Regions from separate parts of the Mus musculus genome. Here all the other regions are linked to region 2. A link is a loop called in an ENCODE intact Hi-C map of the cell type or tissue named here. Cell type or tissue: left cerebral cortex. All regions are shown on one strand.

Evidence for each region. A loop is a pair of places that touch in the nucleus more often than their neighbours do. Peaks named below come from ENCODE experiments on the same cell type or tissue, not always from the same donor. Only the 100,000 strongest peaks of a DNase experiment are listed, where the experiment ranks them.
Region 1: it touches region 2 in a loop (4-fold over the local background); 2 of 42 quality-filtered maps call a loop at or near these places.
Region 3: it touches region 2 in a loop (3-fold over the local background); 7 of 42 quality-filtered maps call a loop at or near these places.

Annotation. Positions count from the first base shown.
Region 1 is chr13:101,482,093-101,490,092 of GRCm38, reverse strand. No RefSeq gene overlaps it. Among named protein-coding and RNA genes, the nearest start is that of Gm36475, 54 kb to the left of the region's middle. In left cerebral cortex, no CTCF peak of the experiment used is centred here; DNase peaks (open chromatin) are centred at 2,292, 2,867, 3,904, 6,110 and 2 more places; H3K27ac peaks cover 4,044 bases.
Region 2 is chr13:101,689,504-101,697,503 of GRCm38, reverse strand. Pik3r1 (phosphoinositide-3-kinase regulatory subunit 1) reads left to right here. Exons shown (of 16, transcript NM_001077495.2): 8 at 6,921-7,023. Among named protein-coding and RNA genes, the nearest start is that of Pik3r1, 75 kb to the left of the region's middle. In left cerebral cortex, CTCF peaks have their summits at 1,422 (motif pointing right), 3,339 and 5,949; DNase peaks (open chromatin) are centred at 5,057, 5,641, 6,225, 7,106 and 6 more places; H3K4me3 peaks cover 5,335 bases; H3K27ac peaks cover 6,291 bases.
Region 3 is chr13:100,828,955-100,836,954 of GRCm38, reverse strand. It overlaps Slc30a5 (solute carrier family 30 (zinc transporter), member 5), which reads left to right and starts at 3,528. Exons shown (of 16, transcript NM_022885.2): 1 at 3,528-3,854; 2 at 7,933-8,000. The coding sequence starts at 3,778. In left cerebral cortex, a CTCF peak has its summit at 3,351; DNase peaks (open chromatin) are centred at 3,467, 3,962 and 4,527; H3K4me3 peaks cover 2,356 bases; H3K27ac peaks cover 1,085 bases.

The DNA.
Region 1 (8,000 bases), 210 kb after region 2:
CTGGGGACAAGCAGCTGGCCTTCCAGCCATCTCTGGCTCAAGCACCTGTGGCCCAGGCAGCCTCTCTGCTTGTATCACATTGACAGAATTTCTGATTCTATCATAGACACAGCAAGAACAGTTATCTCTGCCATGAGGGAATGTGGGCTAAGATTTTCAGACTTTTCATAAGCAACAGTCAGGAACCAAGGTACAAACTTCTCAGGGAGAACAAAGGAATGGGATTATTATAAATTGGGCATTCAAAGCCATGTGGCATCATTCTACCTTCCAAACCAACAAAGTAGGGCACATTGGCTATGCCCACATGCATCTGAGTTGGCTCCTAACAGCTGTTTCTGAGTCTATCTGTAACTCCTCAAAGAACTTGTAAAAACTGAAGTAGCTGGCACTTCTGTCAGATGAGACCCATGACCCTCCTGTCTTCCAGACACCGAGTAAGGGAATATACTGAAGTAGGAGTTAGAGCCACAAGTCGTTGAGCTTATCTTTCAACTTAAACAATAATTTTTAATTTTGACACCTGTTTCTACATCTTCCCTCCTACTGGTTAGACCTTTGCCCAGTTTCAAATAATTATTAACACCTGGATTTAGTTCCAGGTTCCTGTTCTTGAAAGGTATAGGTGAAGTTACAACTGGTTCTGCACCTCAGCATTCATAAGGGACGGGTTTCATTGCTGTTAGGAGACACCATAACCAAGGCAACTCTTAGAAATGGGAGCATTTAGCTGGAGCTGGCTTACAGGTTCAGAGGTTCTGTCCATTATCGTGGTGGGAAGTGTGGCAGCGTGTAAGCAGACATGATGCTTGCGGAGCTGAGAGTTCTACATCTTGATCCAAAGTCAGCCAAGAGGAGGCTCTCTTCAGAATTGGGAGGAGCCTGAGCACTAAGAGACCTCAGAGCCTGCCTACACAGTGACATACTGCCTCCAACAAGGCCACACATTCTAACAGCGCCACTTCACATGAGCCAAGCACCACAGGTGCCTTATTAGATACCTGGTAGATACTTGTGATGGTATTAGGAACAAACAGTGAACTCTTTCTTGAGGCTCTGTTTCATGCAGACTCAAAGGTAGCATCTAGATTGGTTGTACTGTATATGGTTCAGTTTTAAGTCAAGAGTTTGAAGGGGGGATCTTTCCTTTTATATAGAGATGTTAATATGAACAGAACTGGCAGTTTTGCCATGGAACCCACATCACATTTTTTTACTTGCCAATCTCAAAGCAATCCCCAGCATCAGTCCTTTCACTGCATTGTTACTAGGTAGGGAAAGTCCTCGAATGTGTCTTCCCTAATTATGCGCATGAGTGTCCAGTGTCAGCTTTGTGAGTGACACATGGTGAGCTGTTGAACTTGAATCCAAGTTTCCCTTCTTCCCTTTCGTCCTCCCCAGCAGGCCTCAGTTCTCACTCACGGAGTCACCAGACAGATGCAGTAAGAGCAATAGAAGCTTTCATGGAAATTGGGTCATAGGAATTGCTTCATAGGATTTGGTCTCGGAATGAGACGTCAGTGTTAAAAGATACCATCCCTCTATGAGTCTGAGAAGCCACCTCATGATTTAGGCTGGAGTCCGGAGTGAGCCTATTGGAAAGAAGTCCACAATGTGATCACAGAGCCTTTAAGATAGCACGCATCCATTTAAGGGAGAAAGAAGGCTCACTTCTCATGCAGAGTATGCATTCTCTCATCACATCCTTCAGCAGATGTTATGGTAGAAGCATAGATTTTTAGCAATTCTTCAAGTTAATCTTTTTGCTTTCCTGGAAAAAAAATGTGCTAATCTAAAGTCATCCAGTTGAGTGGCAGGTCCATCACCAAGATCATAGTTTTGTTATTTTAAATGCTCTAGCATCCTATGTAAATCCCAGTAAGGCAAGATGCTGCCATGGAGTTGGTTCTAGTAATGGGGGGGGGGGGAATCAGACTGTAGCTTAACAGTGAGAATCCCAAGATGATCATGCCACAGAGGGAATGAGGACATTTATCATATGCCAAGCTCATGCCATATACAAAAGCTGTCTGTATGCTTCCCAATCCTCAGATCAAATTTATAAGGGGAGACAGGTTCATTCCATGTTATTGATGAAGATATCAAGACACAGAGCTCTGCAGGTCTTTCCTAGCACTGGAATAAATATAGCCCATCTATAAGCCATCTACTCTGAAGACCCAGAGATGGTAGACTGCCTGTCACAGCTTTGGAAAGGTGAGACTGGCCTTGGTGCATTGCTCCTGGTTTGGCAAGAGCAGCCTTCACCAACCAGATGGAGGAACTACAGATGGCTGCTCCACGATTACATCACCACTCAGGGAAAGTTGGAAGCAGCCACACACCCACTACTCTGCAGTCTCAAATGTAAATTGCCTAGAAAATTGAGCCTTGAGAAGAGAGAGAGAAGGGGAAAAAAACCCCTCATACATTGAACCTTTAGTAGCTCCGCTGACAGGTGGTCTCTGCTGTATCAGGAGTAACATACACATAAAGGGGGGTTTCTGAGGATGGGGAGAACCTTTTGTGAGTTTGGTATTTCTGTCCATAACTAGATCAGGCATCAAAAAGGGGCCAGAAGATGAGGAATTTCACAATACACCAAGGCAGCATCAGAATTGGGTGAGAACAGGTGGACACAATACATGTGGTAAGTTCCGAAAAGAAGACTGAGCCGAACCAGGCTATTCAGAACGTAGCTTGGCAGACCACAGGGAGAAGCATCCAAGGAAAGACCTCTAAGTGGGAGACTGAAAATTTCATGCTTGTTTACTTACCTGTCACTGAATTCAACACATAGTAGGGCAGCTGGAAGTGGTAAGAAGTATATTCTACACTTGTAGAAACTAGACATCTAACCACGGTAGACTCCTGTTCCCTGGGCATGAAACCTCCACTCACTTTGAATGCATCTGGAGAGGGCTCTGTTGTTATCGTCCTTTTCTAAACATGGATCCTGAGTCAGAAAAGCAAAGACAAACCTTTCCAGAATTGGAATTTTACCAGGCTTTTTTTTTTTTTTTTTTAGTCAAACAGATTCAAGTAAATACTGAATTTGCATCTTATAAATGCATACAAACTTGGGATTGAAAATGCAGAGAAATTAGGTCAGTAACTGGCAAGGAGCAGGAGTTGTTCCTTGAGCCACCTCCATTAGACTTATAGGAATGGAAAACTCCAATCTTGCAGCCCCTAACTTTCTGAACTCTTAGTAGTGGAAAGAGTGAAAACTGCAATGATTTTAGCACTTTCTCATCCAGGGCAAAGGTGAATGCATTCTTGAGGAAGACTTGAGTAACCCCCAGTGTCTGGTCTAGACTGAAACGATGAATACCCTGCCATATAACATGAAGTGGGAATAAGTTAATGGTTTGTATTTTGATGAATAGATAGATAGATAGATAGATAGATAGATAGATAGATAGAGATATATGATATATACTCTTGTTTATTGTTATAGACACCCCCAAACACAGACTTCTCATGAGGCCAGAGGATTCACATAGCAAAATGAAAACTGATCCAACAGTAAAACATCTGGATTTAAGAAACTTACTATGAAGACTGTCTTTGGACTCTAAAGTGTGTGTTTGGGAGATTTGCATCCTGGTAACAGCAGAAATGACCAAAATAAGCCACATCTGCAAGAACCATCTGTCGAGAAGCTCACAGAACCACAAAGATATGCTACAAACTCATTGGGGAATGGCGAGTTTCTTCTATTGCCTAATAGTACCAAATTAAACAAATGGTTTAATGGCTGCTATAAACTTGCTCTCCAAACTACTGGTAACTTTTGTGATCACGATCTACGAGCATCCTGTGATTACAAGGAAGACCAGTTGACACAAGCACTGTCAGCAAAAGAACAATTTCATTTCACAGGCTGACACCTTTAGCTTGGTGACTTTCTCGGTACCTGTGCTACGCATCTCTTCTGCCCCTACACAAGGCCGGTGTGAATTAGTGTCCTGAAGAACCGTGCGTTCTTTGAAGTCTATTTGGAGATGTTACTCTGCCCTCGGCATCCGTGTAGCTAAAAACAACAGGGAGGTGTTGATTGGTGAATGTATTTTTAGTCAGATGACTTCAGCCTCAAACAAGGAGTGCTTCAGGCAGTAGGTTCTGAAGTCTGTCTGCTTAGGCCTCATAAACCCTGTGTAGGACTGTTACTGGAGCTGATGGCTGGCCCAGTGTAGTGTGTCTACTGGTGTGTGTGTGTGTGTGTGTGTGTGTGTGTGTGTGTGTGTTTTGGTGGACAGCCTTAGATGACCTGTAAGAATGAATCTATCATGATCCCAAGTAGAAGGTTTGAGAAGTCTAAGAGGTGAGATGAGGAATCCATTTTATGATCATTCAGTATCTTCGTGTCCATGCCTGGCCTTCTAGCTTAGCACAATGTCCTTCAGCCTCATCCATGTTGTCATTAACAACATTAGGCCTATTAAATTCTATGTGTGTATTATGTGTACCACATACAATATCTTATGTTTGTATATTGAATAGAATTCTATTGCATATTACATGTACCATATTTCCTTTAAAAATGTGTTTATTTGTGGCCACTTTTGATTTCCTATCTTTTTTTAACACTATTTGTATGCACGCCCACATGATCATACTGTTAAACATCTATGGGAGTCAGAGGACAACCCAAAACTCAATTTGGTCCTTCTACTATGTGGGTTCTAGGGATAGAACTCAGGACTTTAGGCTTGGTGGCAAGTTTCTTTAGCTGCTAAGCCACATTACTGGCCCTAATTCCCTATCTTGGCTATTGTGAGCAGTACTAAAATTAATAAGCAAATGCAGACAATTCTTTGGTTTTATTTCATATATATGTGTAAACTATATGTATATATAGATAACTATCATGTAATTGGGCACTCCTATATACATACATTTTAATTTTTGAGGAACCTTCATCATGTTACCAATTATGACGTCACTGAGCTACATGTCAGTCAGCAGTGTCTAAGCATTGTATCTTTCAATAACCTCACCAGAAGTTTTGATTATTTTTTTTTGGTAACAGTTACACTAGGAACTATGGCACAATGACAACTTGTGGTTTTATTCACAGTTCTTGGACTTTGACTGATATAGGTCACTTTTCCATGTGTGTTGTCAACTTTTTATGTCTTCTAGAGATTAAAAAAAAAAAAACTATCAAAGTCTAACTGCAGCTCTGTAGCTCCTGTGAGTTTCAATATGAATTTTAAGATGTGGGTTTTTTTCTATTTCTGCAAAAATAATCTGGGTTTTCGATGAAGTATAGCATTAAATCTGCAGATGGCACGCACATGATGGGCAGTTTAACATCTCTCTTCCCATCTGTTTCACCTGTCTTCTTTAATCTATTTCATCAATGTCTTATAATTTTCATTTGTAAGTTTTTAACTTTTTCACTTAAACTTATCCCTACATAATGAGCATTTTGATGTTGTAGCACACAGGAATTATTTCCTTAAAAATTTTTTTTGAATAGTTGCTTACATTCTATATAAACACAGCTGAATTTTTTTTGTATTTTTTTTTTTTTGTACCCTGAAATGTCAGAAAACAAACAATCACAACAACAAACGTTTAGAGGCCAGTTATTCTTCTGGAACTTTCAAGGTTCTCTACGAATAAAACCATGTCAGCTGCAAATAGAGATTATCTGATGTCTTCCTTTCCAATTTTGATGCTTTGATTTTTTTCTTTCACGTCGTTGTTCTGGCTAATATTCCCAGAGCCATGTTGAATGGAGGCAGTGACAGTGGATTGTGGCTGGCTGGTGTGTGGCTTTTTACTGTTGAGGCACATTCCTTCTGCACCCAGTTTGCTGAGCATTTTTATAATGACAAGGCATTGACCTCTGTCAAACACTGGTCATATCTATTGAGGTCTACACAGGGTTTTTCATCTTGCATGGTGGTGGCATGTCAGCCTTGACTCTTGATAACTAAAGGGAAGCTTAGAATGGTGAAGGCTTTTCTCCTTTTCAAAACCCTCGTTACAAGCTTTATGTCATACTGCAGAATTAAAAGGGCAGCTTTTCTACTCAGTGCTGCATCGTGATGTCTGAGGTTGGGTGGCTGCCAAGCCTTTCTTTCCCATGGAGAAACCACTGACTAGGCCAAAGGACTCCAAGAAACCAGAATTTGCCAAAGTAAGAGTGAAGGGAGGAGAGAGAATGACTATTATGGTTTGCATGTGTAGTGTTCTCTACAGGCTGGTGTTTCGAACACTTGTTCCCCAGCAGATGCTGTGACCTTAGGAGGCAGAGCCTTTCTGGGGAAAGCAGGTCCCTAGGAGCGGGCCTAGGATGACATCCAGTCTATGTAATTCTGGCTATTTGTTCTACATTCTGCTTGTGGTGGTTGTGACCTCCAGCTGCTGCAGAGAGAGCCACTCTGCCATGCCTTCCCACAGCACTGCTCTTTAACTCTGGAACCACAAGCCAGGAAAAATCTTCCCACCCCTTAAATCGCTCTGTGGGGCATTCAGCCACAGGGTGCAAAAGTGTTTAATATAATGACTATGTCCATATTTTGAAAACACAGGCTTGAGATTTGGAGCTCCCCCTGAGCCTCCAAAAGGACCAATGACTCTGAGAACCAAATGTAAGTTTCTGTATGACATGTTCTCATGCTTTCCTTTGTGGAAGCCACCCCTCGCCCCTCTACACACACACTTGCACACAACACCCTGGTTTAAAAAGATTACTAATCTGTGGTTCCTGTGGAAAACACTTAACTAATTGGGGTAGGGTCATGATTTGAACTCATGGGTTCCATCCTGACAACTTGCAGAAGTACAATACTGATTTGTGACAAGGCGACTTGTGGAGAACAAAGGAGTATGGGTAAGGAAATCCGTAGCATACAAGAGTACATACCACAGACCCTCATACCTTGCTTCCCTGAGTCCAGGAAAGTTCTTCTACTGGAAACATATCAGGCAAATGGAAGTATAGCTTACTTGGAAGGCTTTTCATAAAGGACTGGATGAAAGTTTGGCAAGAGGAATGGCCAGGAAGAAGGCAGGGAGTGGTCCCAAAACATCAACTCATGCGAAACAAACCTAAGTTCATGAATTTGTCACTTGTATTTCCTTGAAAAATGATTTAAATGAACCACTTATTGGATGTTTCTTACGAGCTTACATTTTTGGGCTCTATAGTTTGCCTTCTTAGTAAAAGGCACCGACAAAGTACAAAGTGTTTAGATGATTTGATTAAAATGGGAGGCATCGAATTAAGAAGTAACTGACAGTCCCCAAATTTCTGTACTCTTTGCCCTGTAACTCTGACCCTTTCAAGGGTCCAGGAGAGTTCTGTAAGAGGAAGAGAATCCATGGATCTTTCCCACCCTTCAGTGAGATCACAGGACCTTGGGATCTGTTTCTGCCCTTACTGATATAAAACCACACCTGAAACAGCAGCAGTGAGCGAACGTTGGGGAAAAAAAGAGGGTAGTCCTGTGTCCTTTTAAGAACTACCAACAATGGTTCTTACAGCACACTCAAGAGTGTGAGGTCATGTTTTAGTAGCGTCTGCTCTACCCACTCATGTCCTCTATACCATAGTAAGTGCTACTAGAAGGGAAGCAAAGCGGACAGCCTACAGATACCCTGCAAAAGATTCCAGAATAGCTGTGATAACACATCAGATCAGTAGTCAATGGGAATGAAAGCATCTTAGATTACCGACGTGACTTCTGTCCTACAATCCAAGACAGTAAAGGGAGCGCCACATAGAACTAAAGGGAGCATAAGAGGAACTGGAGCAAGAACAACAAAGAAGCAAACAAGGATAGGTGTAAAGATGCAGAGAGGAGGGAGAAAAAGAAAACAAGAAAGGAGTCAGCATGCCTATTGAGAGAGAACGCAAGTAATTTCATATTTATTTATTTATTTATTTATAAACAGAAGCAAGAGAAACAGCTTGAAAAACAAAGTGATTTCTTTGTCTCATGTGTGAAGCAGGGTAAGTGGGGACAGATGCCAAAGGCGGG
Region 2 (8,000 bases):
TCGGATTTCATGGATATATTCAGAAATATTAATGTAGCATAATTGGAGGCTAATATTGCACCCGCAAGCCAGGCGGAGGAAAGAAGTGACCCCCCCACCCCCCACCTTCCCACCCCCGCTGCCCTCCTACACATGTCAAGGTTGATTTTTAACTGTTGGTGCTTTGCAAAACATCGCAGAATCCATGCATCTTGCTTGAAACACCCCGGGCTGCATTCTCAGCTGTAGATGTAAGCAAACACGAAGACGAGGGAAATAACTTTCAGAGTTTCACTTTTCTCTCATTTGTTTTTCCTCCCATTGGGTTTAAAATATGGCCTGACATGAGAGAGTTGTCTCTAAGGTAAGATCTGAGACGTTGAAAAAGATGCAGGCCCCAAGAGGGGTAGAGGAACAGGGGAGAGCTGATTCCATCTCATGAAAACTAGAAAAGTTTTACTCGAGTTCCCCGAGTGCCACGTGATCGCTGCCCTGGGCACGTGCTAGGCCATGTTTTTACTTTTGTTTTCAGGGTACAGCTTTCTCTGACTCTGAAGGGACAGACATCACAGGATGGGGGGTGGGGTGGGAGGGGGAGTTCCTCTGTCTGCTAGACAGTGGGCGTGGGTGTGCCTTTGCAGAAAGCCTGTAGCCTGTGTCTGGATTATTATTATTATATATTTTTGGTATGTAAACCTGGGTTTGTTTATTAACTGGAAAGGGAAAGGGTGTTTTTTCTTAATGTGGGTTCATTGAGCTCGCATGGATATGGAGTCATGAATTAGCCCCGTGCTGGAGGGCCCTACTTTCTAAGATGTCTTACATTGGAATTGTGAAGAAACATATTCTTTTTACCCTGGGTAACTTTGGATAATTCATTTTTCCCTCCTGCTGCCTGTTTTCCCTGGCTTTTGTTCATTGACAGTGGTGCACATGAGTCTCTGAGAAGCAAGCTTTCCAGGTCTCGGGTGATGCCCCAAGAGGTCTTGTTCAGAGCAGAAAGCATGTCACAGAACTTGGAAACACATGTTAATAATCATGAGAGTTTCTTGGCTAGCTGAAATCTACTGGCAAGTCGAACCCTGGCCTGCCTTTGCCTCTGAAGTGAGTTGTACAAAACCCTGAGAAAAGGGGTTCTCACTGGCCTGAAGCATCCAGAAGGTGAAGTGAGCCTTCCGTTATGCATGTGCAATGGGTCTTAGCAGCCCCAAATAGATAGGATGCCAAGAAAGCACAAGTTTCTTTTTAAAGGGGCTTATTAGCCAAGTGGAAATAAATTCCTAGGTAATTGTGACACCTGTGACTTTGGTTTAGTAGTGAATTACGTATATTTATAAGCTATTTATAATTATGTGTTATTAATTTGTGGGGCTATTTGGATACGGAGGAGGTGAAACTGGAAGTTGATGGTTGTCTCTTAAGCAGGCATGATTTACTCCGTTCTGCCAGCAGAGGGCGCCCTCCTTAAACTAATAAAGAGCAGAAAGCTTCTGCTCACACTTGGAGTTAATGTCCTTAATAGAGCCTCCGTGGTAGGGGATTGTACATATAGTGAGGAGTTTGTTTGAAACAACCTGTCCATGGCTATTCGGGACCTTTTCTGGTATATACTGTTTAACGGTAGATACTTTTGTTCTGAGACAAAATAGACTGTCAGATTTACAGTTTAATCGTCGCACAGACAGGTATTTGTAAGAAGCCAATGTCTGATGTTTCTTCCAGAGAAACTCTTTTGAGATCAGGGCAATGCATGAAAATAAGAAGGACCTTTGTTTTTCTTAAGCTAAAAGAAGAAAACAAGAAAGCCAGAGTTTTGTTATAGGTGTGAGGGTTTGTTTTTGCTTTTTGGTTTTTAGTTTTTCTTCAGAGTGGCCTAAAAGAAAGTAAATTCAGCTTGTTAGTTTCGACTTTCCATGACCAAGGAAAGCCAAGACTAGGGGCAGTGGGCTGAGAATGGAATTTAGGACCAAAAGTTTTTGGGGGCTTTGTGATTTTTTTTCCGTTAATGGTTCAAAAGAAGTGGGGGCTTCTGGGCAGATGCCATGGGGACGTTTCCTAGGAAAAGACTTGATTTCTGTCCACCCAGCAACCCTAAACCCAGTTAGCTGCAACTTTCTCAAATTACAGACTAGAATCCCAGAGAAGGGAAAGCGCGTCCTTCTCTGTCCCTTTGTCACACCCAGCCAGCACTTAACCCAGTGCAGACACACCAGTTAACCCAGTGCAGACACACCTCTTAGATACTCCAGATTAGAAAGTCCTAGGGCTATTTGAAGGTGAGCTGAAGTTGACTCCTTAAAGATCTGGGCTTGCTTGAAGGATGCCCTCCCGGGGCTGCTAGCCTGCGTGTGATGCGCTATGTGAAGGGCTTTCCTGTTAACACCTGCGGGGCTGACTGTGCCAGTGCGTGGGAGGAGGAGGACACGAGAGAGAGGCACCCTGTCCTGAGCTGTTCCGAGAGGTTCAGGCCTTCACAAACGCGGCTTTGATTCTATTTTTTGATGAACTAGGTGGATTACTTCCTGTGCTGCTTCACTGCGGCCCACTTGAGTCCCCGGAGCGGGGGCTGCCAGCGCGTTACAGGCACCATGGCCACCAGGGAGGACTATTTTCAGCACCCCCTTACAATGCCCTTCTCATTTCCCGGACGAAAATGAGCAAGTTAGTCTTGCCTCGGCCACTTGTCAGCCTGATGACAACTTTGACTTTGACTTGGGTGCCCCTCCCCCTCCCAAAATCCCTAGCTCAGCAAATATTTGAACCTGCCCGAGTTAATCATGAAGCCTCGATCTTTATCTGAGCGAGACGTGCGAGCGCCCGCCGGGGCTCCTTTCTTCCCCGGTGCAGTAGCTCGACCCAGGGGGCTCTTCTCGCGGAGCCGGGGACTTGCTGCCGGGGCGGGGCGTGGGGCGGAGGGACCCGCTGCAGCCTAGCCCCGGGGAGCCGGCAGCCGGGCTGAGAGTCGCGCGCCCCCGCCTTGCGCGCTCTCCTCCAGCTAGGTTCTTTACTGCCGGTACCGGGCGGGCGGGAGAACCTCAGGGGCTGGGACCACTTGGTAGAAGAACAGCTTCTTTGAATTTTTTTTTTTTTTTTTCTCTGTGGGATACTGGCAGTTCAAAGCGAAACCGTTGAAATGCATAACCTGCAAAGTAAGTCTTTTTTTTTTTTCTTTCATTTATGCACTTCTCTGCACCGGGCTCTTTATCTGCAAGGCGTCCTCTCTAGTTTGGCTGGGCGGGCGGGGGTGTGTGTGTGTGTGTGTGTGTGTGAGCGCTGGAAGTGTGTGCGCCTGGGTGAGTGCTGCCTGGGGAGAGCAGATGGGCGATTAGGGAGACACTCCCTTCTGTCCTCCAGGGGGGGACACTGCGGAGAAGAGATGGGGTTTAGTTTGGAGTTTAGAAAGTACTGGGCAGGAAGTTGGGGCCAAGCCAGGGCTTGCAGGGACCGTGGAAAATCACCTGTCTCCCAGACCTGCTCTTTGGGTTCCCTTGCCACATGGGCAGCAGCAGTCTACAGCTAGGCTGATTTTACTGAGTGCCGTACATAAGTCCCCTGTGGGCTAACCCTTGGGCCTTACTGCCCAGACAACCTGTCTCTTTACTTTTGGGAGAAGACTCAACGTTTTAAATTAAACTACTTTTTTAAAAATTTATCTTATCTAAGGACACACTTCTCTACCATTTTTATTTGACGTTGAGTTTAGACTTATTTAAACTTTGGGTTTCTAATCTACCGGCAAATAGAGAAGTATGAGGTGGAAGGGGACAGGTTGAGTCTCCAATAATACAGAAATGCGGTAGAGAAGGGACGCCAGTGGACAGCATCCAGAGAACGGAATGCCCTGCTCCACTTTTAATGCTGTGCGATTCCAATTGGGATAGAAATGTAAAGTGCTCCCCCACCCCCGTGTTGTGTAAATCCTTCCCTAGGTGCACAACATTCACAGCCACAAAGCCCACTCTTTAAAAGGAAGCCACATTTACATTGCAGCATTACCCCAACCATCCATGTAAATGTCAAGAGGTTCTGGCTCCCAGGGGCAACGTATATCAAGCTCCAGTCTTGGTGACAGAATTGCATGCAGAATGATTTAAAGAGCCAAAATGAATCATTACATTTGTAGGGAAATTGATTTCTTTATATTGAACACTACTAAGAAGGAATATTTGTCCGACCGCCCCCCCCCATCCCTCAGTAGGGCTCTGAGCTAAAGAGAGAAGTGGGGGGGGGGGCACAGAGAGAGAGAGAGAGATTACATCACCTTCCTTAAAGCAGCTAGCAATGAGATGGGTTCCTGAGTGAGACACTTGGCAGAGAGCACCTGTACTCTGCGTTCTGATATACTGCCTTTTTTTTTTTTTCAGAAGCATCCTCTTGCCCAGTGTCTTAGGCAGTAACATTGAAACTCACCACTATTGAGCATATGCTTAGCATTTCTACAAATAATAGACAGCTTCATTCCTGTGCTGAATTTTCATGATTATTCTATAAAGTCTTGTTTTGACCTTGGGATATCTGATAGAGGCATTTTGCCTAAGTACTGTCTTTAAGCCTCTCTCTCTCTCTCTCTCTCTCTCTCTCTCTCTCTCTCTCTCTCTCTAATGTGGTGCGTCTATGGCAGTGTTTAAAATCCAAGCTCTCAGTGAATTGTGGAAGACTGGATTTAAATATCCAGAGTGCTCGGATCTTTTCTGCTTCTAATATATGCGTGATATCTAAGGGCTGTAATAGAGACCTTAGGGATATTTTGGTGCCTTTGTAAGATTTTTTTTTTTTTTTTATACCAAGGAATAGCCAGGCTATCTCTAAACCCAGATGCACGAAGGGGACGGAGCTGGAAGCTGCAGTTTATCAGCTCTCGTCAATCTGCCCACGGTGGAATGTACCATGCTGCAGAGTAATAAAGAGAGACTTAGAGAGCACAGGGCTGGGAGAGAGCAGGCAAATTAAACACCTTAAATGGTGAGCACGGAGATGCCGGAGCGGAGCAGAGCAGAGCCGGCGTGACATGTAGGCTCTCAGAGAGAGGCTGGGGCCGTGTGAAGCTGGCATCCAGGAGAACTGACGAAGCAGGAGTGGTCTGGTGACATTTTTCTGACTTGATTGGCTGGGGTGTGTGATGTAATAGGTTACAGTGCGGGCCGTATAGGTTTTAAAATGAATTCCAAGACACCATTACAAAGAAAGCCGGACTCTTTTCTTATAACCGAGCAAAGCCAAGGAAACTGTCGCACACATGTACACCACGGTTTGGACTATGGAAGACCTGGACTTAGAGTGTGCCAAGACAGATATAAACTGTGGCACAGACTTGGTGTTTTATATAGAAATGGATCCACCAGGTAAAACTGCAGTATTAACGGAGAGAGCTAGATAATTCTGTGACTTTAATTTTTTTTTTTTTTCTTTTTGAAAGCTGCTGTAACAGATCCTCTTGAGGTTGCTATTTTTACTGATGTGTTTCACGGTTTAAAATTAGTTTGATTAGAACTTTAAAATTAAATAGACTCTTTGCCTGCCTGTAGCAGCAAGCAGCCCAGGCTGTGTCTGATAAATGCTGGTTCTTGCTGAATGCATGGGAACTGGTTTCTACTTTTTCTGTCCGCTGCTGTCTTTTGTTAATTGTGATCCTTGGCAAGTTGGGCTATATTGTTGTATTTTGTTCCTTTCATTAAGAGGACGTGTCCTTTGTGAGGCTTTTCTCTGCTGGCTCTGGGCTCTGTGGTACTTTGATGACACCGGGTGCTTCAGAAAGCATGTGAGATGTAGCAGTGACTCAAACTGGTTTCTGATGATCCGAGACTCTCTCATAAATCAGATGTGGGGACTTTCTCGCTCTCTCTCTCTCTCTCTCATGCTGAGATACTACAATGGGAAAAGAAGTTGTCTTTCCTCGCCTTTGTAAAATAGTCTTACTAGACACCTGGAATCTTCCCGGGGCATAAATTCAAGCAGTTACAGTGCTTTCAAAGTTAATGGTTTTGGATTTAGCTAAAAATCTTAGGCTCATTGGTTGTTCCCTCTGGGGTCAGCCCTTCCTACCACGAGGGAACTCAGAGACGCCGAGGGGCTTCTTGCCACCCTGTGGGTGCTGATTTGACACTGAAGAAGGGGATAGGGTTTTTAACCGGATCTGGCATCTAAAGCCCAGCGTCCCCCAGCAGAAGAGTAACATGGAGACTAAGGAGATTTAGGTCACAGATGAGGTTCTTAAAGTGGCTTTGGCAGAGCTGTGCCTGAAGTATCAACATAGAAAAACCCAGTTCTTAAAGCATGCTTGCTGCAAATGAGGGCTGCTTTAAATGTGACTGCTGTGTTCAGGCAGGGCACAGCAACCAAATTTGCCTTTCGTAATTAAGGGAGAGGAATGAAAGCCCAGCTCCTGTTATTTCTGCTTCTCAGATGTTCCTGGTTTCTTACTTTAGACGGAGCTGCTAGGGTGCACAACTTTAGTGCAGATAAAATCTAGAAGTAGAGAATGTCGACTCTGGATTTGCTATGAAATTTTCTCCCACAGCCAGCCCCATGTATTTCCTAATCTCTAGGTTGGTCTGTCTGTCTGTGTCATCTCTGCACCCCTACCCCTGTCATGCACTACTACTTTTTCCTTTCCAGTTTTAGTTTTAAGTCATATTCTGAGATTTCCTTCAAAGACTAGTGTCTTCCATGGCACATGAAATTATGAATTCCTGGTATCCGTTCCCACCCCTCCCCTTTCCCCCTCCATTGTAAATGTTTTTAGTAAATTCAATTGCCTTTTAACTGAAAATTGAATTGAATTTTTATATATTTTAACTAAAATAGGATTATACCACTCACCCCCTACCCCTTACTTTTTGTTTGTTTGTTTGTTTTTATAATGAAAAGATGCAAGTCTAATTTTAAATGTACACTTGGGAGTTCGGATTACAACTTTTTTTGGTCTCCTCTTTTGCCTGCAGCACTGCCCCCCAAACCACCCAAGCCCACTACTGTAGCCAACAACAGCATGAACAACAATATGTCCTTGCAGGATGCTGAATGGTACTGGGGAGACATCTCAAGGTAAGGCCACAGAGCCTCTCCTTCTCACCGGCTGCAGGGAGGTTTCGAGTAAGAGCAGAGAGCACTGGCTTGCTCAGTGCCGTTTTTAGGATGTCATCCAACATAAGCATGAAGCATACTTGGGTCTCTTCCAAAGATGACAAGAAAAGTCACCGAGCACTGGAGCACTGTGGGTGCTGGGTGACATAGGACATTGAATACCCAGGAAGCTTCCCTGTTGCCAGAGGTGCCAGAGAAGGTCGGGGTAACAGGGCACTGTCTGCTTTCTCTCTAATGGGCAGGGCTTCGGGAATAAAGGGGTTTGCTCCTTTAGCTCTTAGAGTGGTTAGTGAGGGAGCTGCTAGAACCCCCCCCTTTTTTTTTGTGGATCCTGGTTTTCTGTGCTGATTTGAAAGTAACTGGTGTGTATGTGTGTGTGTGTGTGTGTGTATATATATCCAACAATTTTTGTATTATAGTCACCAATAGTGTAAATGTGTGTGTGTGTGTGTGTGTATGTGTGTGTATGTATATATATATATATATATATATATATATATGTGTGTGTGTGTGTGTGTGTGTGTATGTGTATATATATATATATATATATATATATATATATATATATATATACATACACACACATAAGTGTATGTAATGTATAGTGCACTTATTTTCTGTGGGATGAATTTGTAGCACTTTTGTATAAGCAAAGAAGGAACTATTAGTGTTCTTTGAAAATGTACAATACCAACATGTAAAATCTAAAGGACCGCAGAATGTAAAGACAAGGAACCTTTGGATTTTCTGCTCAGTGTCCTAAAGAATAGTGTCTCTTAAGACTAAGGATCTATCCCAGTGGTAAATCAATCCCCAGTGCAGAAGAAGGGAAGCTCTGTGTGTGTGTGTGTGTGTGTGTGTGTGTGTGTGTGTGTGTGTCTTTGTAAGTGTGTGGTTACTCAAAGTTGAAAAGTAAGTATGGTCTTATACTGTGTTCA
Region 3 (8,000 bases), 860 kb after region 2:
CAAAAGGGAGGTGTAGAAATATTTGGTGAGTTGGTGTGGTATGAGCACTCACACTCGCCATGTTGGGGAGGCGGAGGCAAGAGGCTTGCCATGAACTCCTGGCCAATCAGACCTCCAAAGTAAACGCAAGACTCACCAGGGATGCATGGCAAGACCCTGTCTAAAACCCAAAACAACGAGTTGGAGCCTTGGCTCCCTTTGCTGGTCTTGCAGAGGGCATGGATTTGGTCTCTCGCCGGATGGCTCACAACTACCTATGACTCCAGTTCCAGGGAGTCTGGTGCCCTCCTCTAGCCCCCTCGAGGGCACACACGCATGTGCTGCACATACAAACTTCAGGCGCTGTACCCTTTGCTTCCCTTCTGCTGTGATGAAGCACTCAGACCCAAAGCAACTTGAAGGGTTTAGCTTACAGTGTGCATACAGTCCATCGTTGAGTGGAGCACAGGTAGGACCGGAAGCAGAGGCACGAAGGAAAAGGAGCACTGCTTACTAACTTGTTCCCCAGGGCTTGCTTAGCTGGCCTTCTAATGCCACCCACGACTGATGGGTACGATTCTCCTACAGCGATCACTTAGAAAATAGCCCACAGACTTGCCTACTGGCCAGTCTAATAAAAGCAATTCTTCCACTGAGATTATCTCGCCCCCCCGCCCAGGTGACCCTAGTTCATGTCAATATGATCAAAATCAAAAACAAAAACCAACCAGCTCATAGACACAGGCAAATTTTCAAAAATAAAAATTTAAAATACCTCTTCAAAAACCTTCGATTTTGTTGGGCCTCCTCACCTGACCCAATCACTCTACGCCAACAGTTGCTCCCAGATGTGAAGATAACAATAAATAAACATAATACTATGAAGTCTCCTGCGGTTGATGCCCCCAGGGTTGGAGAGATGGTTCCGTAGGTAAGAAGGTTTACTGCTCCCGTGGAGTACACAGACAGGGGTTCACAGCAATCTACAACTCAACAGCCACATGGAGGCCCACAGCAATCTACACCTTCAGATCCTGGGGAACTGGCCTTCTCGTCTGACCTCTTTAGGCACCAGGCATGCACATGGTATGCACACTCGTAAGCGAGACACTCCTCTACATAAAATCAATTTTTAAAAATGTTCCCCACAGGCTCATACACTGGAGCTCTTGGTCCCCAGCTCGTGGTGATGCTTGGGTAGGTTTAGGAGGAGTGACCTTGCTGAAAGAAGTATGTCGCTAGGGATGGGAAGACGTTTGAGGCTAAAAAGCCGACTTCTGGCTTGCTCTCTGTGCTTCAAGCTTGTAGTTGAAGACGTGAGCCCTCGTCCTCCATTTCCTGCCACTCTGCCTGCTGCCACCGTTCCTCGTCCTCCATTTCCTGCCACCGTTCCTGCCATGACAGGCTCCTGACCCTACGGAAGCATAAACCGAATACCCCTTCTTCTGGAGGGCACCTAGGCCATGGTGTTTTATAACAACAGAAAAGAAACCCATATACATGATGAGTTTAAAAAACAACAAGATCCCAATGAAACACACACACACACACACACACACACACACACACACACTAAAAACAGTCGCAGTGAGGCTATGTTGTATTGTCAGTCTTTTACTTGCTTCAAACAGGAATGTGTGCGTCTGTAGCTTCTCCAGACTGTACCTGCCTCCCGGCTCGGCGTGTAGCGTGAAAAACCTTTACTGAGGTCTCAAGTAAGAGTGTCAACCCCTAAGGTTTTCTCTTTCTTCTTCCCTTCCCTTCTCCTCCCCTCCCACCCCCCCACCCCCTCTCCAGGCAATCTTTTAAACCCTGAGGCTTTCCCTGTGCTGGGAAGAGCACAGGCACTTGCCACCAGTCTAACTAAAAGGTTTGTTCCTTGTTTCTTCTGCTTCTGCTTCTGTTACTTCTTCTTCTGCTTCTGTTACTTCTTCTTCTGCTTCTGTTACTACTTCTTCTTCTTCTTCTTCTTCTTCTCCTTCTTCTTCTTCTTCTTCTTCTCCTTTTAATTTATCAATATGAAATGACTCACAAACTCTTTGCCAGCCTTTCCTGTTTATCAGATGCTCTTTGGAAAACCTCCAGACTTTAACATGTTACACTGTCAGCTGAGTCTTGCTCTCAGCTTGCTAACTACTCTCTACCACAGATTAAAGGTAAAGCCTTTGCTAGCTTGCTCACATACATGTCACTTGGACTCTTTGTGTGTGTTCAAATTCAGTAGAATAGTATCAACTAATTATGATTTGTCCTTCTGGAAACCCCACTTTCTCCTTCAAATCACCAGTCCAAACCTCCCTCAGTAATAATAGCTAACACTTACTGAGTAATACTAAATGCCACTCACATTCCCTCTGAACAGCTTTATAATATAGATATTACTATTCCTACTTTCCGGAAAGGGGGTGTGTGCCTATAATGCCAGCACTTGGAAGACAGAAGCAGGGAGACCAGAGTTCCAGTCCGTCCTTAGCTATATATCAAGTTGGAAGCCAGCCTAGGCTACATAAGACCTTGCCTCTATATAACAACAACAAACGACGAACGGGAGGAAAACTAAACAACAGATAGGTCAAGTGACTACAATTGTTTATTTCTTTTCTTGTTCCTTTTGAGACAGGATCTCACCTTGTAGTCCTGGCTAGCTTAGAATTCAGTATGTAGACCAGGCTGGCTTCAAACTGCCTCTGGCTATAATTGGGATTAGAAGCATGCGCCACCATGCTGACCAAGATGTCCACAATTATTGAGACTCAGACCAATAGAGACCCAGGTACCTGTAAAAAAATAGCTTTTATATAGATATGTCTACACTAAGTAATATCATTTCAAAGACAGGATTGAAGAAAATCAATATTTTTAGAAAGGGAATAAAATTGTTTACAATAGCACACCTGTAGCCCCTTCCTTCTGTGTTCCCTCTCACACACTTGAGCAGGTTAGCCTGTACTCCTGCCCAACAATTAAATCCACAAGCAGTTGCCTTTCTCCATTGTTTTAGCCTCCCACTCTGCGTTATCGTATCATCAGAAATCCAAAAATAATAATCTCTTTGTGGGAGTCACAGGCACTTCAAAAAACTTTTAGCTTTCTCATTAGAAAAAAAAAAAAAAAAAAAACAAAAAAAAACCGTTAATGCACTTGAGTTAGCAACGCCTATATGTGGCTCACGCCTGAAATTCATCATCCAGGTTTATGAGGCTAGCCTGGGCTACATGCTGAGTTCTAGGTCTATCTGGGCTACAAAGTGAAGCCGTTTAAGAAAGAAGAACCCTGAAGCAAAGGGCTAAGCTCTGTTTGTTAACACAAATATGCATTTTCTAGGGGACCATCCATCCATCCCTCGAGCGAGGAGAACACGCTGTAGCCAAGATGGACCTTAGGTGGCGCTGCAGGGACCTCTTAGGGGCTTCTCTTGAAGACGCGAGGAGGGGGCGGGTCGAGCGGAGCCTTCCCAGCGGTGGGAGGAGCCTGAGTGAAGCGAAGCCACGTGTCCACCAGCGCGCAGGCGCAGGATTGGTCACTCCCCCGGGAGTGAGGGCTGCCGGGGCGGATGACGTGGCCCGGTAACGTTCCTGCCCGTACGGCCTCCGGGGAACGGCGCTGCCGGAACAGCCCGCGGCCTAGTCCCGCCCAGCGTGCGTGTGCCTGCTTGCCGAGCCCGGGCTAGCGGCGGAGACTGCCGAGCTTGCGAGGACGCTGCTGACATGGGGGAGTGACGCGCCTGCGCCCGCGCTTCCGCAGCGGCGGCGAGCCATGAGGAGAGCCCGCGGCGCGGGCAGCGGCTCCTGAGCCTGCATGGAGGAGAAGTACGGCGGGGACGCGCGGCCCGGGCCCGGCGGTGGCCTCGGGCCGGTGGACGTGCCCAGCGCCCGGTAAGGTGGGATTCCACGGCCGCCGGCGGTGCGGACAAGCTTCCCGCCTTGCTCGGACCCCGCGGGCTACCTCTGCGGTCCGTGGCTTGAGATCGGCGAGCGGGCGGGAGTCTGGGCTCGGGACGCACTGCCTGCCAGGTTCCAGTCCCTAGAGAGAGAGGATCTGAATGTCCCTCCCTGCCACTTAAGTAACGCAGGGCTCCGTAGCCTGTCCCACGGCTCGCCCAGAGGATATGCGCAAGGTGTCACCGTCTCAGGCGAAGAAACCAAAGTACAAGCCGATGAACTTGGGTATACAGCACAGCAAAAATGCAACCCTGTCATCGAGTTTTCGTTGCCGTGGTTTTGTGGGGAGAGGTGGGGGCTTATTCTAATAGTACGAAATGTACGTTCCCCCTCTCCCCCAAAACTCATGCCGTACGGGGATTCGTAGCGTGGAAATTCTTTACTTTTCCTCCAGCCTAAATTATTTTCCTTTTCCTAAAGCCTCTAGCCAGTTGTGCCCTTAGGTCCTGTCCTAAGTTCTGAGGTGGTGTTAAATAAAGCCCAACAATTTCGTTCAAACTGGTTAGCAGTATGTACGATGAGATTTCGTGATTGTTTTTGAAAAGGTTCTTAGACCGTGGTTACAGCGATACCAGCTAACTTTTGTCTGGGGGGGTGGGGGTGGAACCCATATGCCGAGTAGAATTTAAACCAACTGCGGGATTTGCAGAATGCATTTGGTTTTCTGTCTATTTTCAGCAATTCATTTATAGCATGTCACGTGTCAACCAGTGACCATAAAACAGCTAGATGCAGAAGGGGCTAGTGCTATGGTTTGGTAATAAAGGGAAGTAATAGAAGGGACAAGACTAGGTCAGGTCACAAAATTGGACTATGGAGACAGATTAAAGTATCAGATCTTTGTTAAATTTCCTGTTGATAACTCCAGATTTCATAGCAGAGTTGCCATATTTTTAGGAAATACAAGGGTAAAATGTGATATACTTCATTTACTCTCAAACAGTTCAAGGATGGGGGGGGGGGGAGAGTGAGAGTATAAATAGTTTAAACGTGGTAAACATCCTTTGCCAACTTACCTGTATTATTTGCTTGGCAGAGTTGCCCTTCTATCGTAGGTTATTACAGAATTCAAATTTTGACTCAGAGCTGGCTGAATTTCAAGGGATTTCAGGTTTCCAGAGTTTTCTGTATGCTCGAGCACTGGATCTTAACTGCAACATTCGAAATGATCAGATCCTTCCAGTGTGGTTATTTTTATGCCTGAGTGCACAAATTCCAGTGGTCAGGGCTGCCAGCATTTGCTGAGTACCTCCTATGCCCCAAAGACTCTTAGTGTATAGATCCCTTTAGTCTTTCCAAGAACACTACAAGCTAAGTAGTAGTATCCTTGTTTGATAGGGCAGGAAACTGAGTTGCCTAAGGTCACACAACTAATGAATGACCTGGCAGTCTGAGTTGTTTCAGAATCTGTGTATTTACTATGCATGCCTTCTGTTTACACCTATGAATGCTTGAATTCATTGAATTGAACTAGTATTATTATTATTATACATCAAAATTATTTTTGAGACAAGATATTATACCATGGTGTCCACAACTGGCCACCTCCTTCCTTAGCTTTGCAAGTGCTAACATAGGCCGCTGTACCTGGTCAGCAGCTTTGCTGTATATGTGTGTGAATTATGTGCTGGTATGGCCTGTTCCTTGAGGCAGAGGCCCTCTCTGGGCCTGGATGCGGCCTAGCAGCCTCAGGCTTCCCTCTGCCTCTGTAGTGCAGTGACTGACACCCTGGCCTTACGTGAGTGCCAGGGGCTCACGCTCACACACGCAGCAAGTGCTTATGTGTGTACATTGTTTGGGCATATTCTCCCTCGTACCTGCCCCCATGCCCTCCTCCTCTCTTGATATCTAGAGACTGTGAGTGGCAGCAGTGGACACATTTCAAGAAGGAACTATAAACTCATATCCAAAATTTAATAATTGCGAGTTTAGAGACCTGAAGAAATTTCTAACCAACCACATAGAAGACCAGTTATATTTTTATTTGGTCACTTAATAGCAAGCAGTGGTTCCTGAGTTGGGGAGCTGGGTTGAATGCCCCAGCTCTGCCCAGAGGCTCAGTAACCTGTATAAGAAAGTCTCCCATCCCTGTCTTCACCTACCAGTCATTTCCCCCCTTAATATGAACTGCGGTGTTTCTGTGTATGGTTACTTAGCCTTAACTAGTCTTGTCTAGATGTCCAGCAGGAAGTTGTAGTAACTAGAACTTTGACAATCAAAGACTGCAGACGCTTGAGGATGTGGTGGCACACAGCTAATCCCAGCACTTGGGAGGCAGAGGCAGGCGATCTCTGAGCTCCAGGCCAGAGCTACAAAAAGAAGCCCTGTCTTTAAAAAACAAAAACAAAACAACAACAACAAAAAAAAAAATCCAGGAACTAGCAAGACAGTTCAGCAGGTACAGGTCTTTACCGCCAAGACTGATGGCCTGAATTTGACCCCTTGGACCTGTATGGGAGGAGAGAGCCAACTCTGTGAGTTTCTGACTTCATATGCTCTTATGCGAGCACACATGCACACACACACAAATAATAGTAATAATAATAATATATGTAATAAAGGAATTTTTTAAATCAAAGAATACTATATTTAAAAGTTGAAGTAATTTTTCTAATTTGATAATTATAAGCAGAAAGCTCTTGAGTTATGTGCATGATTGTAAATGTGGAGAAAATATTTGTTGACAAACATAGGAAAAGGTTTGTAAATTGTTTACCTGTGAGGAGAGAGCTAGAAGTGATTTTTTTAAAACCTTTCCAATAATCAGCTACTCAGGAATTAACGTTATGACCTTTGGGGTGCTATGCACATATGTGTGTATGAAAATAAAGTTGGCTTATTAATACTAATATATCATGAGCATTTTACATGAATAGCTTCATATCTCTCATTCAAGACCTAGTTTTTTTATTTTTAATACGTTATATAGAAGTCTATATTCTTTGTAAAACAAGTATTTACATGCAGTTTGACTTTTCCTTGATTTTAATCATAAGCAATCTACTGCTAAATTAGGCTAAACTAAATTGGCTAAATTGAACTAAACTAAATGCAGTAGGATCTTCAAGGTCTCCTGCCCAATGCTCGTATTTTAGAGGTGTCTGTCAGCTTACTTGGGAAGCGTAGCCGGTCTGCTTGCCTGTTCTTTCCTGAAGACCTGGAACTCCTTGAGGACAGGGCCTTGCGTGTGTCTTGGTTATTACACAGAATCATGGAACTGGAGAGGCTTGGATAGATAGGGATTCTCCCGCATAAAAGAAACCGGATTGCCCACAGTGCCCCACCCCCACCCCACAGATGAATTCCTTATGGTTCTTCCCTGCTATTGTTTATTCTATATTAACTTTTATAGTTAGACTTATTAAATGGATACAGCATCTTTAGCTAAAAATTTTTAAATTACTTTTTAATGTATTTGGGGTTTGACTAAAAATATAAATAAAAATGTAAATTTTAGGTAAGTTAGATAAGATGGTCATGAGTTTGAGATTGGTCTGTACTACATAGTAAGATCCTATCTCAAAAAGGGGGATGGTAATAAAAGGTTTTCCTTTAAGGCAGAGATAAGGTAGACTAGCTCAAGGCACTCCTTTCCCTGTCAGGAGAAAGAGGTGAGGCTGTGCCTGAAGCTACCCAGGCCTGGGTTGAATATTCCATGCTCACTTAGTGCATGTTGGATGCTACAAAGGGCCATGAGACCAAGGGAAGTCTGGCAAAAAGAAAGCAAATCTTTCTGCTCAGCTTCCCAAGTAACTGGGATTACAGGCATATGCCACCAGGCCTACCTTAGACATTAATATACGTTGAAAATAAACCAGGAGTATAGGACCCAAAGTTTTAGCAGTAGTTAACATGTGGATGGTGGGTTGTTTGGAGAGGGTTTTTATTGTTTTCTATGTGTTCATGTGTATTTCTGTAGTTTTTATTATGGGTATTATGAGAGGAAAATAAGATTACAGTGATCCTAGTGATTTCAATTATATTAAAAATTGTTCCTGTTCTTATTTTTCAGATTAACAAGATACATTTTATTGCTGTGTTTAACCAAATGTTTGAAGGCTGTGGGACTTTTTGAATCAT